Linked DNA regions of Homo sapiens: region 1 is linked to region 2. A link is a loop called in an ENCODE intact Hi-C map of the cell type or tissue named here. Cell type or tissue: uterus. All regions are shown on one strand. Each heading gives the region's core, and the rest is flanking DNA. Links, peaks and the distances in the headings are about the cores only. Region 1 overlaps PLSCR4 (phospholipid scramblase 4). Region 2 has its middle 76 kb from the start of PLSCR4.

Region 1 (8,349 bases), core at 254-8,253, 110 kb before region 2:
AGTGGGGTATAACAGTCTCCAACTATTATTTATTGTATTATCTATTTCACCCTTCAATTCTACCAGTTTTACTTCATATATTTTGGAGCATTGTTTTTATGTGTATATATGAATACACTCATTCTGTCTTGATGACTGACACTTTTATTATTATAAAATGACCATTATCTCTAGTAATAATTTTTTCCTCAAAGTATGTTTTGTCTGATATTTCATCAATTCTTATCAACTACTAAGTTTGAGAAACTCTGTTTTGATACAGCATTTTACAAACTGAAGATATATTCAGAGTATTAAAATCAATTTAATAATTCAAATATTAATTTTTGAAAATATAGTCAACTAGAGAAGAATAAAATAGAAAATATGAAACTGTATTATTAGTATACTATCTACTCACTTTATATTCAGTATTGTCTGGTGAAACTCGTGTTACTTATACATAAATATATTGAATATATATGTATGTATTATTCACTATGTGTTATATTAGATTATCATCAAGAATATTTGAAAGCCAATGATTTAAAGATCCTTTTATTTAACTAATATAAGGACAGCAAAGATTCTATTCTGAAATGAAAAAGATGGAATCAATGTTGCAACACTGCAATGTATAATCATGTAAATTCTTGTTTTTACTATGGTTGGAGATTTTTCTCTGTAGATTTCCACCTTGAAGAAAAAAATAATTTTTACCTAAATATAGGTTAAACTGTAGTTTCTTTCTGAAAATTACTGCTTTTCCTTGTAATGTGTGTATATGTATGTATATGTTTTTTTTGTGTTTCTGCCCAAAAATTGTTGGATTTTCAGTTCAGATGACAGCTGAAAGATGTTAGAAGCTGAGATTCACCTCATGTCCACATAAGTGTGCAAAAATGAACAAGGCTAGAACAGTAGAAGCCCAATTTGGGCTGTGTTGTTAAAGCTCCACAAATGGTGTTATGTCTCCCTAAGTAAACACAGTTTTGGGAACTGTAGGTCTACAGGACTAGCAAATTTTCTGTCTTTTGTAATCAAAGAGCAATGCCACATAGCTTTGTAGGGAAGGGATTGACATCTCCTGAAAAATGCAGACAGTCCCGGCTGGGCACTGTGGCTCACGCCTGTAATCCCAGCATTTTAGGAGGCCGAGGTGAGTGGATCACCTGAGGTCAGGAGTTTGAGACCAGCCTGGCCAACATGGTGAAACCCCGTCTCTACCGAAAATACAAAATTATCCGGGCGTGGTGGTGCATGCCTGTAATCCCAGCTACTCTGAAGGCTGATGCAGGAGAATCATTTAGAACCCGGGAAGCGGAGGTTACAGTTAGCCGAGATTGCATCACTGTACTCCAGCCTGGGCAACACGGCAGCATTCTGTCTCAAAAACAAACAAACAAACAAACAAAAATGTAGACAGTCCCATAGGCAGCCAGTTTTTGAAAAGGTCACTCTTGCATAATGAAAAATTCACTTAAATGTGATAAGGTGGAGATTATGGTCTCTCTCAGAGCCCCCAAATAACTGGGTCCTGGATACTACCCAGATCTGGAAGAAAGTCCTGTTAGAGAAAGCTATGTTGATTAAAAAAAAATAAAAAGAAAGATAATAACTAAAACTTATTGAGCTCTCATCATATTCCAGCCCTTACTCTAACAACGTTACAAGTACTAAACCTTGTAATCTTTACATCAACCATATATAGTAGATACTATTATTATCCTTAATTTATAGAGAATAAAACTGAGGCATAAGGAGGTTAAGTAACTTGGTGAAAGTCATTAGCTGACGTATCAGGAGTAGAATTAGAATTCCAGCATTCTGACTGCAGAAACGTCCTTAAATACATCATGCTAATACTCCCCCTAGATCAGAGACAAGGAAGAAGAGCACCCCAGGCGTGATTCTATGGAGGGCTTTGGGCCTATACACTGGATTGGCATCTCTAGCTAGCAGCTATTTTTAAGTCCTTAAGTTCTACCCTTTCACCTCCATGGGACATCATGGGACAATGCAGTGGTCTGGGGTCAACCAATAATGCAAAAGCCAGTCGCCTTTGAAGGTGATGAAGTCTAAGACATTTTGGTTACTCATAAAAATGCCACTCATAATAGTCATGAATCATGAAATTCTCCTAATACTATCTGAAAACAAGGCCATGAGATAAATCAAAGATTCTTTTATCTATGAAATATTCCTCAAGCCCATTTCAAGGACCAGCTTCTGTGCTTGCTGCTAGAAATATAAGACAGAAAGACATTCAAATGCATGCCTGTCTCCAAGGGCAGCAAGTTCTGTGGAGGCTACAAAGATGTATAAGAAAAGGTGAATGGTTGTCACGAAGCAAGTAATTGACATAATCATAGGTAGATGCATAGCATGTTAAGGGATTAGACAGGAGGGGTACCTAACCTATGCAGAGAAGGTATACTACGATATAGATGCTAACACACTAGACCTAGCCAGCATCTCCATGATGGGGAAAGGTTTTACAGGCAAACGGACAAGAACAGGCAGGTGCATAGAGGAGGCTCACTACTGCAGGACGAACTGCTGTGTGTGGAGATTTAGCAGACAAGGCTAGAAAGATAGGATGAAGATTATGAAAGACCTTGAACTTTATGCCAATCAAATGGAAAGTAAAGTGATTCATTTTACATTTAGAATTCTTTATATATGAGGTCAGATTAGGCAGGAAGTACTTGCAAGGGTCTGGCTAGAAGGCAAGGAAGGCTGATTTTGGTGAAAGGAGCAGAGAGTGGAGAAATGGTAATTGACATTTAAGATACAACATTGACTTTGAAGTGGACTGGATATGAGAAAAGATTCTCAAGTTTCTGGCTTGGGATCCTACAGGCCTCCAGTGTATGGGAAGAATGGAGAAAGAAAATAGAGTTTAGAAGCAAGATAACAAAGTTGGGCTGGTGATCATTGAGTTTGAGATTCAATGGTCTTTCATGAGAAGCAGTCTATAGGTGGTTGGAAGTGCAAGTTTAGAGACTATCAGACTGACATGATCTGTGGATATGTATTTCATAAGTGATGAAGGAAAAGGAAACCTTCAGTATTAACAAGATCACTTAGAAGAGTGTGTAAAAGGAAGGGTGACTGGGAGAGGAGAGAGAAGGAGATGGGGAAGGGCAGGGAAAACCAGGGGAGTAGACCAAATAATTTTGAGAACAGCACTTTTTAAGAGTAGGGACACAGTTTTTGACAGAAACTGACAGTAAGCAGACTAAAGGGAAAATAATGGTAACAGGAAACAATGTCAAATGAGAGTTAAGTGAGAAAAAAAGTATAACGTATTTGGAAAAAAGTGAAGGTAAGTATGTATTTAAGTTTGTTATGAAGAATATACTTTAATTCCTTTAAGAATTGTATTTAAGAGTACCCGAATTGGACTAGAAATCAGATATCCATACCTTCTTTTTTTAACTATTATTAAAAATAACAATGTAACTAAAAATCATATGAATTATCTCAAGAATATTAATCATTATATCACTTCAATGAGTTAATGATTAATTTACCATGTACTTTTAATATAAAAGCACCTCATGTTATAAAATTTGAAGATCAATAAATCAGAAAAAAATTGCCATTTAGATTTTGAGGCTATTCGTATAGAGATTATATTTTTTAAAATTAAATTTATATTTATTTTAAAATTAAATACATATTTATGTAATTGAACAATTTTTGTTATAAGTATGTATTATCCAGAGATAAAAGAAGGAAAACATATGATGAAATTATATGTGGGAAATTGGTATATTATACTTTCTTCTAAGCTTTGAAGTTTTCATAAGAGTTCTGATTGCTTCTGCAGGAAAACAAAGCAAAACAAAACAAAATATGTTTAACTTTGTGTAACTATAGCATCTCAGACTTACGTAAATAAAGACCTCTGTTACGGAGCGTTGTCCTACCAATACTGGTGTAAGACACACTGTCTGATAGGATTTGAGTTTTTTTAGTTATTTTGAACATCAGGAAATCATGCCATTTTCTCTTTAAATATACTAAATATAACAAAGGTTTCTTTATTCTCTTAAACAAGAATAGTGGATAAAATTATTTTTGTGGGAACACATATCCAACACCATAATGCAAATTGGAATTATGTAAAGAAATTGGGATAAATTCATTAACACTACATAATTCAAGTACAGATTTCAAGATTCTTAATTTGAGTCACAGAGACAATTTTTGTCAGTCTTCGTAAGTTTATAGTCCAGCCACCAGGTGGCGATCAGAGCGAAATTTTGCTATATTTTATAACTGAAAATTCATTAGTTGTGTGGTCTGCACTATAATATTTTTACAACTTACCTTGTCATTTAATTTGAAGGATGTAGCCTACTCTCTTGCTGAATTATTGATATACAGAAGAATAGACATACGCTTTATCAGATGAGAACATGATGTATAACCAAGGTTTTTCTCAGAAATGGTGAAGTTTCTGTTCTAGTAGGGTCTAGGTTTTTGGATATAGAGTAATTGGTAAATATAAGATAGATCTTGTATATCATGTTGGAAGTCACTGAAGTGACATATAGAGAAACGATAGATAAAGCATGATTATAATTTAATAATTTAATTTTTAATACCTTGGATTTAGGAAAGGTTGCGCTATTAATGCAGTATGTTATAATGCATTTTATCCTCATAACACACATACACATTAGGAAGAGAAAAAAGGAAATCCTGATGCTTTCAGAAAACACTGTAGGTGCAGAAGCCACCTGAGCTGTATGGATCATATGCCTAGAGCCAAAAAAAACCTTTGGCCGGGCACGGTGGCTCACACCTGTAATCCCAGCACTTTGGGACACTGAGGCAGGTGGATCACCTGAGGTCGGGACTTCGAGACCAGCCTGACCAACATGGAAAAACCTTGTCTCTACAAACAAAAAACAAAGAACAAAAAATAAAAAACAAAAATTAGCCGGGCGTGGTGGTGCATGCCTGTGATCCCAGCTACTCCGAAAGCTGATGCAGGAGAATCACTTGAACCTGGGAGGTGGAGGTTGTGGTGAGCCAAGATCGCACCATTGCACTCCAGCCTGGGCAACAAGACTGAAACTCCATCTCAAAAAAAAAACTTTTGCCATTATCTTGTGCCATTATCTTGTACATAGCAGGGTTTCTTTTCCCCCTTCAGAGCATAACACAATGGTTTCTACTTCTAAATATACGCTTAAATATGTATTTTAAAAAAATATTACTACAGTGTCTACATCATTATGTAAGTCATTAAAATGTGTTTAAAGACAATACTAACTATTTCCTTGGCCAAAAGTAAGGGCACTTTTAATTTTTAAAATTTTAAACTTGGCCAAATTGTTTTCTAACAATCATAATATCTCAAATTCACACTAGCACTGTATAAAGTATTCATTCTCCCAAGACATCACCAGTAGTGCACTCAGACTTACAAAAATATTTGCCAGAAAGATAAGCTCCTTAATCAGCACCCATGGCCATTCACTTCCATTTCTCTGCACATCTTCCATGTGTCTCATGCATGCCTCATACCAGATTTTCATGACCCTGTACTTACGGACATATGATTCTTTCTGCTAAGGATAGTCCTTTCCCCCTTTTCTTTGCTTGTGAAATTTTTATCATGACAGCAAAACTTGACCTCCTTAGTCAGGGCTTTCCTCAAATCCCTGGCAATGTCAAATACTGTCTTCTGTGTCCTTACAACACTCTCTTCATATCTCCATATAGAATGGAGAGAATGTCATCAATATTTGCACAACTTCCATCTAAAAGCCTGTAAATCCTATGGCTACAGGAATATATTCTAACTGACATATAGTAAACTATGTGGCACCCTATTGGCATCCAATATTTATTTACTTATTAAATCAGTCAATTAATTTGTTCGCTTAAAAAGCAATTTTAATCATTAGTATGGTTTTTAGCAAAGGAGAATATCTTTTATGAATATTTAACCCACCTGGTAAAAAATGAGAATTGTATTCAGGAGGAGCATCAGGCCTTGGATCTGGTGGTTTTGTTTGATTTTCCATTTCACCTGCAGGCTGTTCAGGGGCTGTGGGTACCACACCTTCAGGGGAAGACAGGGAACATGACTTACAAAGGAAACAATAATATAATGACAAAATGTATTCTTTTTCCTTTCTTATGGGAATGCATCAAGAAATATAATCAACTGGAAAATACACTCCTATATTTTTTAAAGAAAGAATTCATCATATATTAGACACTATTAATAAATTTCATGAATTTTCAAACTGAACATAGATTTAAAAATAGAACTAAACAATTATATTATGCTTGTGATCAAAGCAATGAGCTTTCATACTAGTGGTTCAACTGCCCCGATGCTAACTCTTATCTACAAAGTAAATTCCTGGCATAATAGCAAAAATTATTTTTCCCTTTACATAATATGGAGAACACAAGCATTTATAGAGTGAAGTTGATTTTTTTTCCTAATTATTTTTGGAAAGTGCTGTCTAAAAAGATTCACAACATAACACCATAAACAAATAATGGTTTAATAAACAGTGGTGTCACACACAACTGAATTAGCAATAGTTTAGTCTACATCTCCAGTGACTCACATTTTCACTGTATTCTTTCTAAAAGCAATCTAGGTCACAGTAATTGCTGCAAGGGAGGTACTGAAGTCAGTTTCATGATGTTGTACCTTGTCTTCTTATTGAGATTAGAGACTAATTTCTCTCTCTGCTTACTACAAAAAAAAGCTGAGTTTCCTAAACAACCAGTTGACTTTTATCTCCTAGCAAACAAAAATCCCATAAATGTGGTTTTTCTCTCTTTATGTAAGTTACTAGAAAATACAAGGCCTACTTTCATCCTCCTCTACCAAGGCAGGACCTTGCCACAGGCTCTTTATTACTACAACCTCTCTTTGCAGAACTGCTTTGCAAATCTTGCTTTTTTTATTACCTAATTTTCCCCACAAACTTCAAAGATTATTCAGTAGATATGTGTCCCACTGTAAGTCCCTTTTTAATCTTTTTCTGACAATGATAGGAATGTCTATATACATAAATAACAAATATATACATACATATATATATGCAAACACACACACGTATTTATATTTGCCAAATGTTAAACAAAAAAAAATCGAAATAAAGTCCCCCTTTAGGGAAAATAATCACAAAATTCACATTTGAAAATAAAGCATATTCAAATTTATTCACAAAAACTTACCTGACATTTTGAAGAATTCCAATTAATCCTGAAAAATAAAAAATGTTAATGCCTTTAAAATACATACATAATAAATAGTATTGCTACTCAGTAACACAGGTAAGGATTTCTGTAATTTTTTTAACCTCCAGTTACCTTACATTTGTCCCTTCATTAATTAAAAAAATACTTATTGAGCACCTATTATGTACGAGGCACTAATACAGATGTTGAGAGTACAGCAATGAAGCAGACAGACACTCTGCCACCTACTGTGCTGCAGTTTATATTGTAGTAGAATGAGATTTAAAAAAAGTCAAGAAATGTTAAAGTTTAACGTTAGATAGTACAGTTATGAGGAAAACAATGTAACAAGCTTAAGAGAAACACGGATGGTAAGTTCTAGGAGAGTCAGGGAAAGCCTGTCTCAGGAAGTGACCTTTGAGCTGTTTCAACTATGAAAAATAAACATCACACTACAATTGTGGGAAGAGAGTTCCAGGAAGATAGGAAATTAGTGCAAAGGGTCAGAGATGGCAGTGAGCATGGGATACTGAAGGGAGGAAAAGAGAAAGTGGTTTAGGAGTGACTGGGCCACAGTGAGTGAAGCGAACTGAGGTAAGACATGCAGATAAAGGTCTGATCTCATCTGAAGGCCATGGCAAGGGGTTTGGCATTTTTGGTATTTGCAACTGGGAAGTCTGGAGGATTCAGTCGGTGGAGTGATCAGATCTGACCGACATCATACAATGAGAGCAAGAGTAGAAGCAGGGAGCAGTGAGGGATGGCAGCAGCAATCCAGGTGAGAGCTGACACCAGCTTAGATGGGGGAGGTGACACTGCAGGTTAGGAGTGTTCAGAGGCATGATACGGTTTGGAAGCAGGGCCTCCAGGAGTCGCTGATGGACTAAGGTAAAGAGAGGAGTGGAAGAGGGTTCTGAGTCATAGCCCAAGGTAACTGAGTTGACGGTGATCCTATTAACAAAACTAGAGAGGAGGATAGTGGGGGAATAGTGGGGATGGAGGAGGGTAAGAATTGAAAGTTTAGACTGGGGCATGTTTAAGAAGAGACTAAAAGAAGTTAAACATTTAAATTAAAAATATGTATGGGAACATTATGAGAATAACTCAAAGAAGAAGACTAGAAGTTGAGACGAGATTTGAAAC
Region 2 (8,349 bases), core at 220-8,219:
AATCTCATCTTGAATTGTAGTTCCCATAATCCCCATGAGTTGTGGGGGAGGCACCCCGTGGGAGGTAATTTAATCATGAGGGTGGTTATCCTCATGTTCTCATGATAGTGAGTGAGTTCTCACAAGATCTGGTAGTTTTATAAGGGGCTTTTTCTCCTTTTGCTTGGCACTTCTCCTTGCTGCCACCATGTGAAGAAGGACGTGTTTGTTTCTTCTTCTGCAATGATTGTAAGTTTCCTGTGGCCTCGCCAGCCATGCAGAACTGTGAGTCAATAAAATCTCTTTCCTTCGGATTATGAGACTGATGCACTGCTGGCTGTGCTAAGAGGGCTAGCCATATGCAGAAAACTGAAACTGGACCCCTTCCTTACACCTTATGCAAAAATCAACTCAAGATGGATCAAAGACTTAAACGTAAGACATAGGACCATAAAAATCCTAGAAGAAAACCTGGACAATACCATTCAGGACATAGGCATGGGCAAAGACTTCATGTCTAAAACACCAAAAACAATGGCAACAAAAGCCAAAATTGACAAATGGGATCTAATTAAACTAAAAAGCTTCTGCACAAGAAAAGAAACTGTCATCAGAGTGAGCAGGCAACCTACAGAATGGGAGGAAATTTTTGCAATCTATCCATCTGACAAAGGACTAATTTCCAGAATCTACAAAGAACCTAAACAAATTTACAAGAAAAAAACAACCCCATCAAAAAATGGGCAAAGGATATGAACACACGCTTCTCAAAAGAAGACATTTATGCAGCCAACAGACATATGAAAAAATGCTCATCATCACTGGTCATTAGAGAAATGCAAATCAAAACCACAATTACATATCATCTCATGCCAGTTGGAATGGTGTTCATTAAAAAGTCAGGAAACAACAGATGCTGGAGAGGTTGTGGAAAAATAGGAGTGCTTTTACACTGTTGGTGGGAGTATAAATTAGTTCAACCATTGTGGAAGACTGTGTGGTGAGTCCTCAAGGATCTAGAACTAGAAATACCATTTAACACAGCAATCCCATTACTGGGCATATACCCAAAGGACTATAAATCATTCTACAATAAAGACACATGCACACGTATGTTTATTGCAGCACTATTCACAATAGCAAAGACTTGGAACCAATCTAAATGTCCATCAGTGATAGACTGGATTAAGAAATTGTGGCACATATACACTATAGAATACTATGCAGCCATAAAAAGGATGAGTTCATGTCCTTTGCAGGGACATGGATGAAGCTGGAAACCATCATTCTCAGCAAGTTATCACAAGATCAGAAAACCAAACACTGCATGTTCTCACTCATAAGTGGGAGTTGAACAATGAGAACACATGGACACATGGAGGGGAACATCACACACTGAGGCCTGTCAGCGGGTGGGGGCTAGGGGAGGGATAGCATTAGGAGAAATACCTCATGTAGGTGATGGGTTGATGGGTGCAGAAAACCACCAGGGCACATGTATACCTACGTAACAAAACTGCACGTTCTGCACATGTAACCCAGAACGTAAAGTATAATAATAATAAAAAAAACTTCTTGTCTTTATAAGTTACCCAGTCTCAGGTATGTCTTTATTAGCAGTGTTAGAACAGACTAATATAGGAATAAATTACTAAATTTTTGTGGTTATATTTTTAATATTTTGTTCTTTAAAGTTCATATTAAGGTTATAGAAAATTGGCTCACCAGCAATAGTTTTATATTATCCTGTATTTGATTATGTATTTACCTTTACTGGTGTGATTTATATTTTCATGTGCTTTTATATTAATGTTTAGTGTGTCTTCAATTCCACTTGAAAAACTCCCTTATGTATTTCTCACAAAGCAGATCTAGTAGTGAAAATTTATATTCAGTGTATGTTTTTCTGGGGAAGACTATCTTCCCTTCATTCTTGAAGGATACCTCTTTAGGGTTTAGTTATTTTGGGTAGGCAATTTTTTTTTTTTTTTTTAGTATTTTAAATAAGTCCTTCTACTCTTTCCTGGCCTTCAAAATTTCTATTGAGCAATACTTCATATTCTCATAGGATTTCCCTGGTGTATGATGAGTTGTTTTACTCTAGCTGCTTTCAAAATTTTCTGTTTTTTAATTTCTCAGTTCAATTTTGTTATGTCTGAATGTAGACCTCTCTCTTTTCAATCTATTTAGGGTCCCATGAGCTTCTTCAGTCTGGATGTCTATTTCCCTCTCCAGATCTGGGATGCTTTCTGTTATTATATCTTTAAATGAGAGTTATACTTTTTTCCTTTTCTCTTCTCCTTGAATTCGCATTATAAATGTGTTTTTTCACTTCAGTGTGCTTCATAAGTCACTTAGGTTTTCTTTACTGTTTTTCCTTTTTCTCTTCCTACTGGATAATTTCAAGTGGTCAACCTTCACATTTGCTGATTCGTTCTTCTGCATGATCAAGCCTGCTGTTGGAGCACTCTTTTTTTTTTTTTTTTTTTTTTGAGACAGAGTCTCACTCTGTTGCCCAGGCTGGAGTGCAGTGGTGCAATCTTGGCTGACTGCAAACTCTGCCTCCCGGGTTCACACCATTCAGCCTCAGCCTCCCAAGTAGCTGGAACTACGGGCGCTCGCCAACACGCCCGGCTAATTTTTTTGTATTTTTAGTAGAGATGGGGTTTCACCGTGTTAGCCAGGATGGTCTCGATCTCCTGACCTCTTGATCCGCCCGCCTCGGCCTCCCAAAGTGCTGGGATTACAGGCGTGAACCACAGCGCCCAACCAAAGCACTCTATTTTTTTAAGCATAGCCATTGTGTTCTTAAGTTCCAGAATCTGTTTGGTTCTTTTTTCTATTTTCTTTATATTGTCCTACTCACTTTGTCCTTGTGCTGTTTACTGATTAAAAAAAAATGTTTAATCTATGTTCTCTCTTACCTTACTATGCTTCTTTAGAATAACTGTCAATTACTGGACAGTTATTACATTCCTTTGATGATTTCATGTTTCCCTCCTTTTTTGTGTGTTCTTTGTTTCTTTGTGTTGGTGTCTGCACATTTGAGAAGCAGTTACCTATCACAGACTTTATGGACTGGCTTTGGTAAGGAAAAACCTTCACCTGCAGAGGAGGAATGAGGATGAAGGGATGCCAAAAGTAGGGTTGTTTGTGGGTGTACTCTGGGCCCTGGGTCTAGTGGTGTTCAAGACAAAAACTGTGGGAGTGTGCTTCAACTCTGGGTTTGGGGCAAGTGGTGGTGGATCAGTGATCAGGGAGCTGGAATATGCAATGTTGACAAATGTGTGGTCTTGGAATTGATGTTTACATAGGGCCCACGATGGCCACTAGGGTTGCTGGGAATCACACTGGCATCTCTTGGTCAAGTGGTGAGCATGACTGGGTAGGTGGATGTTGAAGTGGGCAACATGCTTGTAGTTAGCTACAGGGGCCAACTGCAGGTGTGCCCACTACAATGGGAGCTGAGGTTGGTGATGGGAGCAGAGCCTAGTTGTATACATTTATACAAAGTGGCCATACTGGGTCCGGAGTCTCCATGGCATCACTGGCTAGGGTGCCTTCAGTGGTTGCAGCAGATGCTGCAGCTTAGGCAACTGAGGTCAGAAAAGGGAAAATATGGACCCCTTTGTGGTGAAGGTTTCAAGAGTCTGCAGTGGCCATAAAGGTTGTTGAGGTCCTTAATGGTGACATTATTGGAGTCCTCTGCAAGGCGGGCCACTGAGAACTGAGGTAGCACCTGCTGCCATGTACTTGATACTAATGGCTCCTACCCCCTTGTTCCTAGCCATCTCCAAATATATCAGCTATGCTGATTTCCCTAGCAATCTGGCTGGGTTAAAACCAAAGTAATTCCTTCAGCCTAAAAGCTGGGGAAACTGGTTGTTCATCTTGATCCTCTTTTCCTTCATAAGGAGAACTCATGGGCCAAGATGACCTCTCACGGTGAGCAGCTGTGCTGGCCTGAGGAATTAAACAAAAGTAGCTAAATGAAACCGTTCTTCCCAGTCTATCTGTGAAGTTATTTTTGGTTCTATTGCGCCACTGTGTGGCTGCAACTTCTTCAATAGAATCTTGAACTCTCCCAGAGCTATTTTCATTTATGCATAGCTGAATAATTATTGTTTTTGTGAAAGGACAAATATATCATTTTTAAACTGAGGTATAACATATAATTTGTAATGTGTGCAAATTTAAATAAGCAAGTTAAATATTTTTTCAGTGTTATACATACATCCATGTATCAACTAGGTGGATATGGAACATTTGAAGTACTCCAAAATGTTTTCTTCTGTGCTATACCATTCAGCACACTCTAAAGAGGTGGCCACAATGCTTGCTTCTATCTTCAAGTCATTATTTTGACCTATATTGAACTCATCAAATGAAATCATCCAGGGTATATTCTTTTGACTCTTGCTTCTTTCATTTAATAAAGCGTAATAGTGAATTTTATGTGTCAACTTGACTGGACCATAGGGTAGTGAGATATTTAGTTAAACATACTGGGTGTGAAGGTGTTTATGGATAAGATTAACATTTTAACTGTTAGACTGAATAAAGCATATTGTCTACCTAAATGTAGGTGCACCTCATCCAATCTGTTGGAGGCCTAAACAGAACAAAAAGGTAGGCTTGGAGAGTATTCACTCTCTCTCTACCTGTCCTCTATGTGAGACATGGTCTTCTTTTGCCTTCAGACTTGGGCTTGGACTGAAGCCTGCACCATCAGCTCACCTGAAGCTTTCAGGCTGAGATTGGAACTATAGCATTGGCTCTCCTGTGTCTCCAGTTTTCTATCTGAAGATCATGGAACTTCTCAGCCTTCATAACCACATGAGCCAGTTTCTTATGATAAGCCTACATGTACATCTTTGTCTAAAGCTATCCTATTTATTCTATTTTTCTGGAGAGATCATACTAATAGAGATAACTTCTGAGGGTTATCCATGTTATATTGCACATCAGTAGTTTCTCATTTTCATTCCTTTGCAGTATTCCATTGTGTGAGTATAATACATATTAATTGTCCATTTTTCTATTGATGGCATTTAGGATGTTTGCATTTGGTGTTATGAATATAACTACTACAAATATTGTGCACAAAATCTGGTAAACATTTGCACTTCGAGTATTCATCTAAGAGTAAACTGGCTGAATTTTAGAGTAAGTTTGTGTCTTATGTACAGTAAGTGTAAGTCAAGTTACTCTATACTCTTACCAACACTTGGTTTTTAACAGTTTTCTAAACTTTAACCATTTAAGGCAGACGACATTTTGAAGTGAGTAGAGGTTTATCTATGACACCTGTGCTAGTGTGCAATCAAGCAACTTCTCTATATGTCTTTCATCTCCCTTACTGACATCAATGCTCAGGGCCTTTTACTACCATTACTCAGTTGCTAAATAAACCTTAATAAACTACGATGTTAGTTGATAAAAATTAAATGATAAATTCAAAGCCAACAGTGAAGCAGAATTCGTGAAAACAAACCAAACAAACATAAGAAACAGAACATATATGAGATAGTCATTAGTCCTATTTACAAGCTATTTTCTCTCCTTCCAGGAAGATGGTAAGATTGCATTTTTTTGGTCATTTGAAGTTGATTGTATTCATATGACTTGCTTTGGCCAGTGAATTGTAACTGTAAGTAATGTGTGTCACTTTGGGGGAGAAATATTAAGAACTAGTGCCTGTGTTGTCATATTTACTTTCCCATGCCTGTGTCCATTTCCCCCTGCCTTAGTACTTAGGAAAGACTGGGTCAAGATTAAGTCTTTTCTGCAGCAGGTCCTTGAGTGACTGTGATGAACAAAAGTATCTTGATGACCTACAAAGGACATGTAAGTAAATAATAAACCTTTATTTTTATAAGCCACTAAAACTTTGAGATTGTCACCGTAGCTTAACCTAGCCTACACTGCCTGGCAATCTGTTCACATGCTCTAATGCGACAATCTGCCTGTGCGAAATATTAGTTTCTCCCTTTACATGCCATTTGTGGTCTTCAGTTTGAGGGAGCCCCTGGTAGTACTAACTCACTCCACTAGTCCTCCATAGAAATTTGAGTTTGTTTGGTGACAACGTTTTCTATACTAGGGATGATTATGTTTTATTGGGAATGTATGGCAAACTGAAAATACTATTGGATTCAGATAAATGAATTTTACATAGTGGTGTCTCTTCATTGATGACTTGTAAACCAGTTAAAGAGAAAATAACTCTACATTTATTACTTTACGGGTGCTTGGGAGGTTTTCTCACATTTTAGGAAGATGCTGAAAGACTTGTTTCATCTGAAAATCAAGGGAGAGGAAATTAAAAAGGAGAAGCAATAGTATGAAGGCAATTCTTCCTGTTTATATTCAAGTATAACAACATGCCAAATTATAGGAAACCATTTGCAAATAATTGATTCCATTTATGCTAATATAAACAGTGTTATATAAACTATATAAATATAAACTATATAAAAGTAACCAGAAAAAAACTTTAAAACTCTATTAGGTTATTCAACTTTAAATAAATTGCTCAGTTAAGCTTATCAACTCCTGGACATATTTTTTAAAACAATGGTTTTCTCGTGTATCCAGCGGGAATAAGGAAAGAATCAAGGAAAGGTATGTGCCAATTATCTGTTAAAGTACCCACTAGACAATTAACATCTAATGGGACAGAACTTTACCATATCTCCAAACCTAGTTACATAGAAGGGTCAGAAATATTCTGTGTATTCCAGGTTTCATGTGGAATCAGTGAAATTAGAGATATTATGGGAGAAGAAGAGACTTAAGGGAACAAGCAATACCTCTACCAAAATTACTCTCCATTGCTGATATTTCCATGTAGAGATACTGGCATTAGAGAAGACTTCTGATCTTTATCTGTTCCCTCATTTACTTGCCTCAGGGATCAGGGATAAATGATTGTTCTTGGGGAGTTTGAGCAAAGCAACTGGGTATGAGAAGTTCAGCTGTGTTTCTCTTTGGAGAGACAGCCTGTTAACAGACAGCGCGAATTCCTAGGTTTTTCAGGGAGTGAGGTTTATGGTGGTAGGACTCTAGAATAAAGGGCTGTGTTTTTTTCCAGCTCTGCCTGAGACAGTGAGAGTAATTCTGATTCAGCACCCTTTTGCAAATTTATTATTGCTAGAGAATGAAGCCTTGTCCTCTAAACAGCTTTATCAGGTTAATGATGAAGTCAGTTTTACTCCTTTGCCTATCTCTCAAGTGATTTCATTCACAGGCAAAGAACAGTGATAGTATACAATGATCTCTCAAAAGGCCAACAATATTAGCTTGCTGTCAGTTAAGAAAACAGCACCACATTTCTCTGATTTCCATATCTAGGAAGGTCCTATGGCCATATCTCAAACAAGTGGCAAAAATTACAGGTAGACAGGAATACACAAAACCGGACAGAACAGAGAGAGCTATACAGACACAGAAAACAAACAGAAATATTGAAATGTTATAATATATAGGAAACTAAGAATAAACAATTCAAGGATATAGGAAATATAGTAGTAGTCCCCAGAATAATTTTTATAACTGACTGTGAATCTGCCAGAACTATGAATAAAGTATTCCCACATCTCCAGACATATTGTCTATTCCATGTTATCTGTCAGACTAACAGGCAGGCTAGGTCACATCTGGACAAAGTAGTATTTGGCTGCCCATTAGCTATAGTTCTTTCCCTTCATCAAGGTAATTGTTTGAGTCTGTCTATGATCATCTGATATTCTTTGTATGACCAACAATTAAATTTTTCAATGCAAGTGAATCTGTCAAACAACAAGTATCTTTCACAAAAGAATCTAAAAATATATCTTAATAAATGAAATTAAACTCAGATGTGAATGGTGGCTGTGAAAAATATGACTGTATCAATAAATGAATGGATGAGTAAATTGAAATACCTCATAGATGACAGGTATTTTAAATGCTTTTGTTTTTGTAACATAGTAATTTAGTTTTTCCTTCATAGGTAGAAGATTGCCGTGAGATCAGTCGGTATTGTTGAGATGTGCTATGTTAGCATTTGCTTACGATTAATTTACAACAGTAGATAAATTTGAAACAAATATCTAAAAATTTTCTATTAACCATTGTTATAAAAGATTGCACATTAAGGCTGGGCTCAGTGGCTCACGCCTGTAATACTAACAATTTGGGACGCCAAGGCAGGCGGATTGCCTGAGCTCAGGAGTTTGAAACCAGCCTTGGCAACAAGGTGAAATCCCGTCTCTACTAAAGTACAAAAAATTAGCTGGCTGTGGCAGCATGCACCTGTAGTCCCAGCTACTCGGGAGGCTGAGGCAGGAGAATTGCTTGAACCTGGGAGGCGGAAGTTGCAGTGAGCCA

Evidence for each region. A loop is a pair of places that touch in the nucleus more often than their neighbours do. Peaks named below come from ENCODE experiments on the same cell type or tissue, not always from the same donor. Only the 100,000 strongest peaks of a DNase experiment are listed, where the experiment ranks them.
Region 1: it touches region 2 in a loop (2.7-fold over the local background); 91 of 110 quality-filtered maps call a loop at or near these places.

The regions. Positions count from the first base shown.
Region 1 is chr3:146,214,862-146,223,210 of GRCh38, forward strand. PLSCR4 (phospholipid scramblase 4) reads right to left here. Exons shown (of 9, transcript NM_020353.3): 2 at 7,204-7,231; 3 at 5,954-6,064. The coding sequence starts at 7,210. Among named protein-coding and RNA genes, the nearest start is that of PLSCR4, 32 kb to the right of the region's middle. In uterus, for the core only: a CTCF peak has its summit at 4,227 (motif pointing right); a DNase peak (open chromatin) is centred at 4,230; H3K27ac peaks cover 253 bases.
Region 2 is chr3:146,323,334-146,331,682 of GRCh38, forward strand. No RefSeq gene overlaps it. Among named protein-coding and RNA genes, the nearest start is that of PLSCR4, 76 kb to the left of the region's middle. In uterus, for the core only: a CTCF peak has its summit at 4,012; a DNase peak (open chromatin) is centred at 3,988.